2 separate regions of the Homo sapiens genome follow, and region 2 is linked to region 1. Evidence: read pairs that join two places in POLR2A ChIA-PET (ENCODE). Cell type or tissue: PC-9. All regions are shown on one strand. Region 1 has its middle 130 kb from the start of LIMCH1. Region 2 overlaps LIMCH1 (LIM and calponin homology domains 1).

Region 1 (5,000 bases):
TTCATACTGTTTCAAATTATGGTACAGCTGTAAAGTCTGGCAATATTATTAAACAAAAAGAGCCAAGAGTTGACTTCCAAATGATGAGTGCAGTGTTACTGTATCGGGACCTCATTTATAGGAACCGCTCTAAGTCAATGTCAGCACAATTTCTGAATAAAGACCCAACCAGCTTATAGCTATCAAACCATCCCTCTTCCCTAACATAGATGCATTTAGGTATAAATGGCAGCTTTTTAATTATAGCAAAGATGTCCATATTTCTTAAAAGATTAATAAAACAGTCAATATTTTCCCAATGTCAAGCTATTACTAGTTATCACTAGATACATTTTCTGACTCACCTCAATAGTGTATCATTCAAATTTGAAATGTCATAGTGTTAATAGTCATCTCTACTACTGGCGGCATTAATCTCCTTGATATTCTGGGCCTAGAAGAGCCCCAATAAATGCTTTTTGGCTGAATATTTCCTAATGAACTGACTCAAAATTCAAGCCACACATTTCAGCTGCTCATGAGTCATAATGAGCCAAACAATCAGACTGTGCATGGTAAAATGTAACTGCTTATAAATAATAATATTATTTTTTAAATTTGGCATGAAATATCAGCCAAGCCCTGGCAACACTTCAGGAATAAAAAGTCATATCGTAGAATTTCAAGTTAAGTTCCTCAGCTTATGTAATAAAAAGTCCTCAAAATGAAGCAAGCACACACTCCCACACTGATCTATACACAGCCCATGTACACAGCGAGTCAGGATGAGCAAATTTTATAAACTACTTCAAATCAGGATATAGCTGCAAATAATTCTGTGTCATTGATTCCTACAACTAAAGTTAAAAGGCCTACTTTCAAGACTAAATTGCTGATCATCGCTAGAATTTATGAGAAACATCAGGACTAACTTAAGTGCTAGAAGATTCTATGGCAATAGTTTGTTGGGGCCAATAGTTGTCCCCTCTTGGAAGCTTACCCTCAATACAATCCAACTGAACTCCCAAAAGTTTAAACCATCACAGATGTTTAAGAAAGAGCAGAACAAAATGAAGATGTTATTTCAGGTGGAAGCAAAACCTGTTGATTCAACTACCCTTTTTGATTCCATAAAATCACACAAGAAACAACCTTACTTAGTTCCTATTTCTTGTCACCTCCCTACTTTCACTCAGGGCAAATCAACACTATACAGTTGGGTCCAGGAGGAACATTGGAAAACCTGACATTTTTACATGGGAATACATATGCATATTTTGAGGGTCTGCAGAGAGGCTCCAACTGTGAGACTTTGGGCAGATTTCTTGACTCTTCTGAGTCTCCATTTCCTCATCTAAAATGGGATAGTAGTAAGAGTTTTGCAGCTTCTTGAAAGCACCAACACATTCACAGTGGAGTCATGTTATATTTGCATAAAGTCAGAGAAATCCAACCACACAGACTGCACAAAGGGAGTTCACATGAGTATTTCTCAGGGCGAGTCTTTTACTGCACTGAGTGGGATGCTCCTTAGGTGAATCCTGCTCTAACCCAGCCATCTCTACTCAACCATCTCTCATCTCACCATTCCCCAAAATCTGTTATTTTCCTTGACTCCTTAAAGTTCTCCCAGGCTTGTCTCCCTACCCATGCCTTTGCCCTTGTTCACTTTGCTGCCTTCCATAAATAAATCTGTCTGATACTCATTCCTCATTCATTCGACCTGACATTTTGAACACTAACTATGGACAAGGTATGGAATGAGGCGAGGTATGAAATGAGACCAGTTTCATATTCTATATGGAACTATGCTGGCAAAAGGTCAATAACTTTATAAATAGTTCCTATTTTGTTTCCAGGAATTTCTTAAATGATGCCTACAAAACTAAGTCCAGCAATACGCACTTAGTTGATCCACTAAGTGACTAATTTTAAGTGTCCAGAGCACTAGTAGCCCAGAGTTTAAATCACAAGAACCTGGGAAAGTAGCAGCAGTTGGCCTCACATGTTCCAAGTATTCAAGTCTAGACGTGGGGCTCAACCCTCCAAGCCTCAACGTGGGATACTATGATGAGAAGCAGGCAGGAAGGGGCAGGTGGTCGCTATGGGATAGGAGAAGTTTGTGGCTATTTGGTTTGGTTTTATCTTGTTTCGATATATTTTTCTTAGCCTGGCACCTTCCGCAGAGGGCACGGATTGGCCACGTGACAACACTGACACTCCTCACCTATGGACACGGACCAGTCCCTCCAGGACTCTTTACTTGAAGGATAAAGATGATGGGGGGCCAGGTGCAGTGGCTCATGCCTGTAAACCCGGCACTTTGGGAGGCCAAGGCGGGAGGATCACTTGAGCCCAGGAGTTTGAGACCAGCCTGGCCAACATAGTGAGACCTCCTCTCTACAAAAAAATTTAAAAATTAACCAGGCATGGTGGCAAATGCCCATAGTCCTAGCGACTCAGGTGGCTGAGGTGGGAGGATCGCTTGAGCCCAGCAGGTCGAAGATGCAGTGAGCCATGATTGCACCACTGCACTCCAGCCTGGGTGACAAAGTAAGACACTGTCTCAAGAAAAAAAGATGACAGGGAAGCACCCAGTGTGGACTTACAGACTTTCAAAGGATTTTTTTTTTCTTTTACCTATATCCCAAGAACAAACACGAGGACCAACACAAAGCCTCCTTATTAGAAAGTTGGAAGGGCATCCATTATCATGAAAGTGAGGCTGTGCTCCAGGCAGAGGGATGAAAGCCACCAGATGCATGGATCTGGATTGACATATTAGATCCTTGGAAGACCCAACAATGATAGGTGCATATGCCTAGAAGCACAGAGATCACTCGTACCCGTGCTCTCAAACTGGCAAGAATGTCTGTGGCTGGTGAACAAATGTGATCAACTCTTAATCATATTTCCTCAAGCATGGTAATTCTGGAAGAAAGCTTTTCATTGAAACCTAAAATCATATCCACGCTGGAGTCTCTAATAATGAATATATATCCCGCCTCAGTTCCCTTGAATAAGAATTCTTACCACACACATCAAAGGAAGGTCTGATTACCCAGGCAATCTGCTGCAATATTTTTAACTTTAATGACAAAAATCTTGTCAGTGTCTTTACAGTGCGACACTGTAATTCACTGCTGGTCTCTTCAAGCTAGGCTTCAGGGAACCCAAGCCACAAAACAAAATCCTTGACATTTCAATAATTTTTTTCCATTAATATCTAAACCCTTGGTTTCCATAGTAAGAGAAAAATCAATTAATAATAGCTATCATCCCCTCCCTGGAGAGGGAGGGAGGGGGAAGCTGCTTGCAGTGCAGTTACCTTTTCCTTACACACATAAGCTTATCCTCACCATTCATGGTGAAATATTTCCCTGTGCGTCAGTCAGCCCTCTAAGTACACAGAGGTAAAAGTCAAGCTTCTGATGACATCACTACAGCTATTCTAGATAATTTCCCAAAGAAAAATGAAAGCAATCAACTAAAAGAGCTACCATAAAACATACCCAAATTCTAAAAGTAGACTTTTCATAAACTATAAATCAAGTAATGTCCTTAGACCAGAGTCAGAACAGGTCTATAAAGTGGCTTTTAAAATGTCAGTTAATTATGTTTCTTCAAGGCAGAAACACTGGATTTGGTCCCAGAAGAATTCACTTCAACTGCTCTCCTGAAAGGAAGATACAAAAGTTATTAGGAAGCAAGAAGTGATTGATAGAGGCTTGATTACGTCAAAAAGCTCCTTTTTTGTGTGTTTTTTTCATCTCAGAAACATTAATCTTATATAGGCAAAGTGAAACAAACTGCTCCCCTGACACAAGTCAAGGCAATCTAAACAGGCTAGAACATTCTATACACAAAATCTTCCTTCGTGCAGGCCATATTGTCGTGTCTCCCTTCAGACTCCATTCCACAACTACTTTCTGAATTAAACAATTACAGTTTTGTTCTTAGCCTTGCATCACTTCAAAAGCACAACCCCTATCATCATTGAAAATCAAATCCCTTAACAAGATTTTATGTTTCATTGATACATAATACATGCACATATTTTAGGGGTATAGGTGATAATTTGATACATTCATATAATCAAATCAGGGTAACTGTGATATCTATCACCTTAATATTTAACAAGCTTTTATTGAACAGCTACTATGCACAAGTTACTGAGTAAGGCCTGTAGGGTGAGAGGAGGGGTAATGGACTACAAAGATAAATAAGATAACTTCCTGTGATCACCCAGTTCTAAGAAAGACTCAACTGCAGAACCACATTATAAGTCAGACTATGCAATGGAAATACACAAGACCAAGCAAAGATGAATCAAGGGGACGGTGATTAATCAGAAAAGAAATTTTAGTTGCACTCAAGGACCCCACTATGTTTCATTGTCTAAAAGAGCTCCCTCCTCTGGGATAATTTTACTCATTACGCAGAGGTTTTTTTGTGTCACCTGAACAACACATACTAGAGTCATTTGACTCTACAAGTAAAACAGCAAGGGAAAAATTCTACCTGTGTATTACAGATAAAATTTCAAGATGCTGATTAAAATGCTAATAGACTGGGATAGTTTTTTAAAATCAAAACTGCTTCAGAGAAATATTGAAAAAGATATAACCAATAAACTATGGTTTCTCTCTCATTATCAAATATTTACTAATAATACATGTGGATAGTACGGTAAAGAAAACAGATCAGGTGCACACCCTGAAGGAATTTAAGAAATAACAGATTCAAAATAAACATGCAAACAAAAGGCTGCTCCTGAGTGCAACTAAAAATTGACAAGACAGAAAAAATGGGTTAAAGAAATAATCACTACAGATTACACAAGCAAAAGCAAAATCAATAAAATATATCAGCACTCACATCATGTACTTGATATGTGATCTTTAAATAAATATTTAGTGAAGGAGTGAAGGAACAAAAGAATGAAGAAGAGAATGAACTAACATGCCCTGGAATCACATATTGGGTCCTTGCCTCCATATGCAATATTGTTAATCAATTAT
Region 2 (5,000 bases), 190 kb before region 1:
CATTTTAAGTCCATTGAAATTTGAAGAAATAGAAAACAAGTAGCATACCATGGAAATAAACCCATCAACAAGGACATAGATTGAAAGAAGCATTAGTCCAGTTTGGATTTGATTTAAAAAATGTTTCATGTTTCTGTTTTTAATAGGAAAAAAAATGGGATGTCCTTATCTGCTTGGATATCTGCTAGGGTTTGTTGTTGTTGTTGTTGTTTTGAGACTGAGCCTCACTCTGTCGCCCGGCTGGAGTGTAGTGGTGTGATCTTGTTTCACTGCAACCTACACCTCCTAGGTTCAAGCGATTCTCCTGCCTCAGCCTCCCGAATAGCTGGGACTACAGGCACGTGCCACCATGACCAGCTAATTTTTGTATTTTTAGTAGAAATGGGGTTTCACCATGTTGGTCTCCATCTCCTGACCTCGTGATCTGCCCGCCTTGGCCTCCCAATCTGCTAGGGTTTTTAATTTAAGAAAGAAACCAGATTTTTAAAAATCTATAAAAGATTTGAAACTTTTATGGAAAACAAATTAAGAATAGGGAACATAAAGCTTTTTCTGCAGTGATGATAAAAGTTCACTAAGACTGTAACCCAGTGCTAAAAATTATGCTTGGTACATAGTAGAAGCTCACAAAATATTTGTTGAATGACTCCCACCTATTATGTGGAAATACTTCCAAATTTTGACAGAGACACTCGGGAGCAATCCAGAGCCTGCGTACATTTCGTCCAGTTGCTTTGATTCCTTGGAATAATACTTGCTGTGTGCCTGTCTAGATTACACTTTCATTTCCCATCAAGGTTGTCTGGCATCCATTACAGGTAGAGTTCACTAAATTACACATGCAGTAATCACTTGCAGGCTTTTCCTCTTTTTTTTTTTTTTTTTTTTTTTTTTTGGTCTACTCAAGTTTCTTCTAAAAGAAAACACACACACACACACACACACACCACACAAGAAAAACTGCCTATCATGAAAGCTAAATGAAAGAGTATTTTCTGAAACAAAACTTCCAGAAAACCATCCAAAGCTCTTCTGTGGGATCTATCCCTATACCTTACTGCTTCCGCTAGTAATTGGTGGCAATGGGGTGCTCCTCTCTGTGTCTACAGATGTCCTGCTCAGCTCTTAGAGGGACAACAGAGAAATATAGCAGTTCCACTTTAACTACCTTAGTTTACAAAATCTGCATATGTTACAAGCATTCCCTGCACAGTGCCAAATTAAACCAGCATCACTTATCAAAAATACACGAAATCCGATAGTTTATTCCATACTCTACTCCTTACTAAAACCAGAAACAACTTTCTACGTACTGTAAGTGAATTTATAGCATCATTTTAAGATAAAATTCTTTATGTTCTTTGAAATACTCATACAGTAAAATGTTTTTTCTCTATAATGATTCTGAGTTCAACATCCTACCCTGCTTGTGGACTGCCACGCCCACCACACATGTCCTTACACATTATCCTTCAACCACACCAGTTACTTTTCTTTCTTTTAAACATGAAGCTTGTGGTTCCTCTTCCCCTGACTTTGTACCTGCTCTTTCTCTGTCCTGAATGCCCCACAGATCTTCCCACAGCCTGTTCTTCCTTCCTATTTGTGTCTCAGCCCCCAGTTAGTGCTCAGCTGAAATGCCAGCACTTCAGAGAAGCCACCCTCAACCACCTCCGGACTGGCCACTGTCTTTTGCTTATCACTCCATTTTATTTTCTTCTCAGCACTTATCACTTCCTGCAATGATCTTCTTTGTTTACTTCTTTGCTTCTCATTTCTTGACACTGGATTGTAAACTCCACATGAGCAGAAGACCTTGGCTATCTGAGTTCATTCTATTTCTCTAGTGATGAAAAGTATCTAACACACAGAAGCTGCTCAGCAAACATTTGTTGAATGAATGAATGAAAAATGCCAGGGTCATGGGGGAATGTGATGGCAAAGTATTGCCTAAAGAAAATAAGAGTACCCAAGTGAAGGAAACATTAAAAAGAAAATGAGGAGAAGAAATACAAAAGGAGAGATAGATGGAAAGACGGGATTAAAAAGGGAGGGAAGGCAGAAGGAAGAAAAGGAGACAGAAAAAAAGACGGAAAAATCAACAGGAAAACAAAAAGATGGTACAGTAACTAAGAAGGGACTGTATCCACGTGTCACTTGCCTACGTGACATTTTCCCCTTTAGATTTCTTTCCACACCTTGATTTAAATCTCTTTTTTTTTACAAGTCAGTTGTTCCATCTTCCCATATCTGCACTGAGCAAGCTTGACCCAGAATCATACCAGATGGAATATTCCATCCAGTTTCAATTTTTAGATGAATACATGGGGCCTGCTGAAGAAGGGAGCTTAACCAGGGCTTCAGATCTAGTGAGCAGCAGACCTAGGGCTAGATCCTCATTTTCCTGATGCCCAGTTTTTTGTAGATAAGCAATAAAGGTGATACGAGATTTGAATTTTTAAAACCAATCAGGCTCAGAATTCTGGTTTAGTAACATACTGATTTAAAGTGGCTCTAAAAAAAAATGAATGCAGCTGCAGACACTTTCAAAGTGACCTTTCCTTCACCCTCCAAGCAATGTGTGTGTGACTAATTATTACCTACGAAGCTGCACAGTTGCTATTGTTTCTGGTCACTTGCCACCCGGGTGAAACTATGAATGGGAGATGAGGCAGAACCTAAAACAATTTCCTAAAGTGAACAATGGTTTATAGAGGATAGATTTAAGTACAATAATAAATGGGGCATGTGATGACCAAGATGAGGTTTAGTGCGGTTTCCATATTCAAATATCCTGATTTTTATTCTGTTATTTTTTCGCTTAGTTAAAATTTTTCCAAGAGAAGTTTTAAAGAATGGCATATTGACAACAGAAAAGTACTTTTAGATAACAGATCACTACTAACTCTCCCATATTCCCAGTCATGAATCACAAAATCCAACATAAACCCCAAATTTTATTTTATCCAGTAGTTCTCATTTTTTTCCTATTTTTCCTCATCCTTTTTAAAAAATAAAAAATCAAGCAAATAGTATAAAATCAAATAGTACAAAAAATCAAGCAAATAGTATAAAATCAAATGTATAAAAATCAAGCAAATATAATATAAAAATCAAGCAAATAGTATAAAATCAAGCAAATTGTATAAAATTAACAGCTCTGAATTTTGGCTTCTCTCCCTTTTCTGTTCCTTCATGATAAAATGACTCCAAAAACAATCAAAAGAAGAAAAGTTACCTATTCACAGACCCTATCTATGTAACTATGTTTATTATTAAGGCATATCCATGTCAAACATTGTTTGGCTAAAGTGGAAAATGTTTTATATGAAATCAGTAGGATCTAAAGAACTTCTAAACTACAGGAAAGTTATCTCTGCCATCTCATACCCTGGTCACAAGCTATTTCTTTACACAAAGTACACTGCTGTCTCTTTTATTGTGACATTCTGCTCCAAGAATTATTTGGCCCAAACAGGGCTCATTAAGTAGATATAGTCAAAGTTCTTGATCCATCTTCAAAGAACTTGATCACTGACACATATGAGAAGACAGTTACACATGTAAATGAAGAAGCAAGTTCTCCATAATCTAATGCTTTCTTTGCATAACAGAGTTCAGATCTGTTTACCTTCCAAGAGCCTACTCAAATGTTCAATTGGTGCCAATAAAAGTTTTTTGTCTAACACACTGATTCTGTGCCTATTTCTTTCTTGCCTCTCTGTTAATCTTTACTTAACATTTTTCTCCTCTTCAAAATTCAAACTCTATATGCAAGAATTTTGCATTCAAAAAATGATGTTTGATCAGAATGAAAGCTATGCACAGAGGGAAAGTCAATGTGAGTTGTTTTGAAAGTTGATTTTTACCTTCACATTTTTATTTTATTAAGCATAACCAATTCTCTGTCTCTTAGAACTTACAACATCATCACAAAATTGCAAATCAAACTATAAAGGAGTTTCCCTTAAACATAAATCACGCTTTACTTACTTGACTGTTACTCTGTTGGATGTATCCTGGAGGTCACTCGGGTCAAAAAGTTGAGATTCTTTAAGGCCGAGCTCTTTACAACCTCTCAAGAATAAGATAATATTGTCCTAGAAGGAAAAAAAGAAATATAAGTCTATATTATCTTAGATTATCTTTATGAACCAGCCCCTCCCAAGTTGCTGTAGGGATACTGGTCACTAAGGCAGCTATGGTCAGGTCTAAATCATAGCTTGCATAACAAATCATACTTTGTTAGGAAATGCCAGATAAACAGACACTTCAAACCTCCAAACCCACAACCATGCCAGATTCATTTTTTCCCGTTAGCTTGACACATTTGTATAAAACTGCAAGTAAAATGCCATTAAAAAGGAAAACTTAGCATTGTTAGGGGGAACTGTACTCAAAAACAGGTATTCCTTATTGCTTCTTTGTCCATGTCTTGTTGCCTAGAATCTGGTTGAAATTGATTTCTTTTCTTTTCTTTCTTTTTTTTTTAAAAAGGTTTTTCATCTTTAGCAAGTTTTTCTTCTTAATTGATCTTCTAAAATATATTCTTTAGATGTATTTTACATCCTTTAGGGATTTTGACTAGTAATACCTCTTTGTGGATTATACACTGAGTTAAATGCAAGAAAAAAAATCTAGACAATCGAAATGAGAAAAAAGGACAGGGAAAGCTTTTAAAATACTAATGCAAAAGACTGTCAAGAAAGTGAAATTTTCTCTAGCAGATACAAATTTACTTTGAATTGGCAGGCACCAATGACAATTAAGGAGGGGTCTGTCTTCATCTATTTTAAGTCATTAAGTACAAACAAATGCTTCTGAAAGGGATTGCAAATTGTGGGTCATCCTTTTGGAACTCCAGGGTATTAGTCAAGAAGTTTACCAGCTACAAGTCTCTAACTGTTCTCTTCCTAAAAGACTTTTGAAGGTGCTAACTGACCCCATCAGTTAGTGAAAACTACAGGATAGGGAATGTCGGCTCCAGAAGCCAGACTGAT

What was found. Peaks named below come from ENCODE experiments on the same cell type or tissue, not always from the same donor. Only the 100,000 strongest peaks of a DNase experiment are listed, where the experiment ranks them.
Region 2: POLR2A ChIA-PET joins it to region 1 with 5 read pairs; 4 of 35 experiments call an interaction of 5 or more read pairs at or near these places.

Annotation. Positions count from the first base shown.
Region 1 is chr4:41,404,794-41,409,793 of GRCh38, reverse strand. It overlaps a transcript of LIMCH1 not described here. Among named protein-coding and RNA genes, the nearest start is that of LIMCH1, 130 kb to the left of the region's middle. In PC-9, no CTCF peak of the experiment used is centred here; no DNase peak of the experiment used is centred here.
Region 2 is chr4:41,598,020-41,603,019 of GRCh38, reverse strand. LIMCH1 (LIM and calponin homology domains 1) reads right to left here. Exons shown (of 32, transcript NM_001330672.2): 2 at 3,994-4,100. Among named protein-coding and RNA genes, the nearest start is that of LIMCH1, 62 kb to the right of the region's middle. In PC-9, no CTCF peak of the experiment used is centred here; a DNase peak (open chromatin) is centred at 2,579; H3K27ac peaks cover 2,676 bases.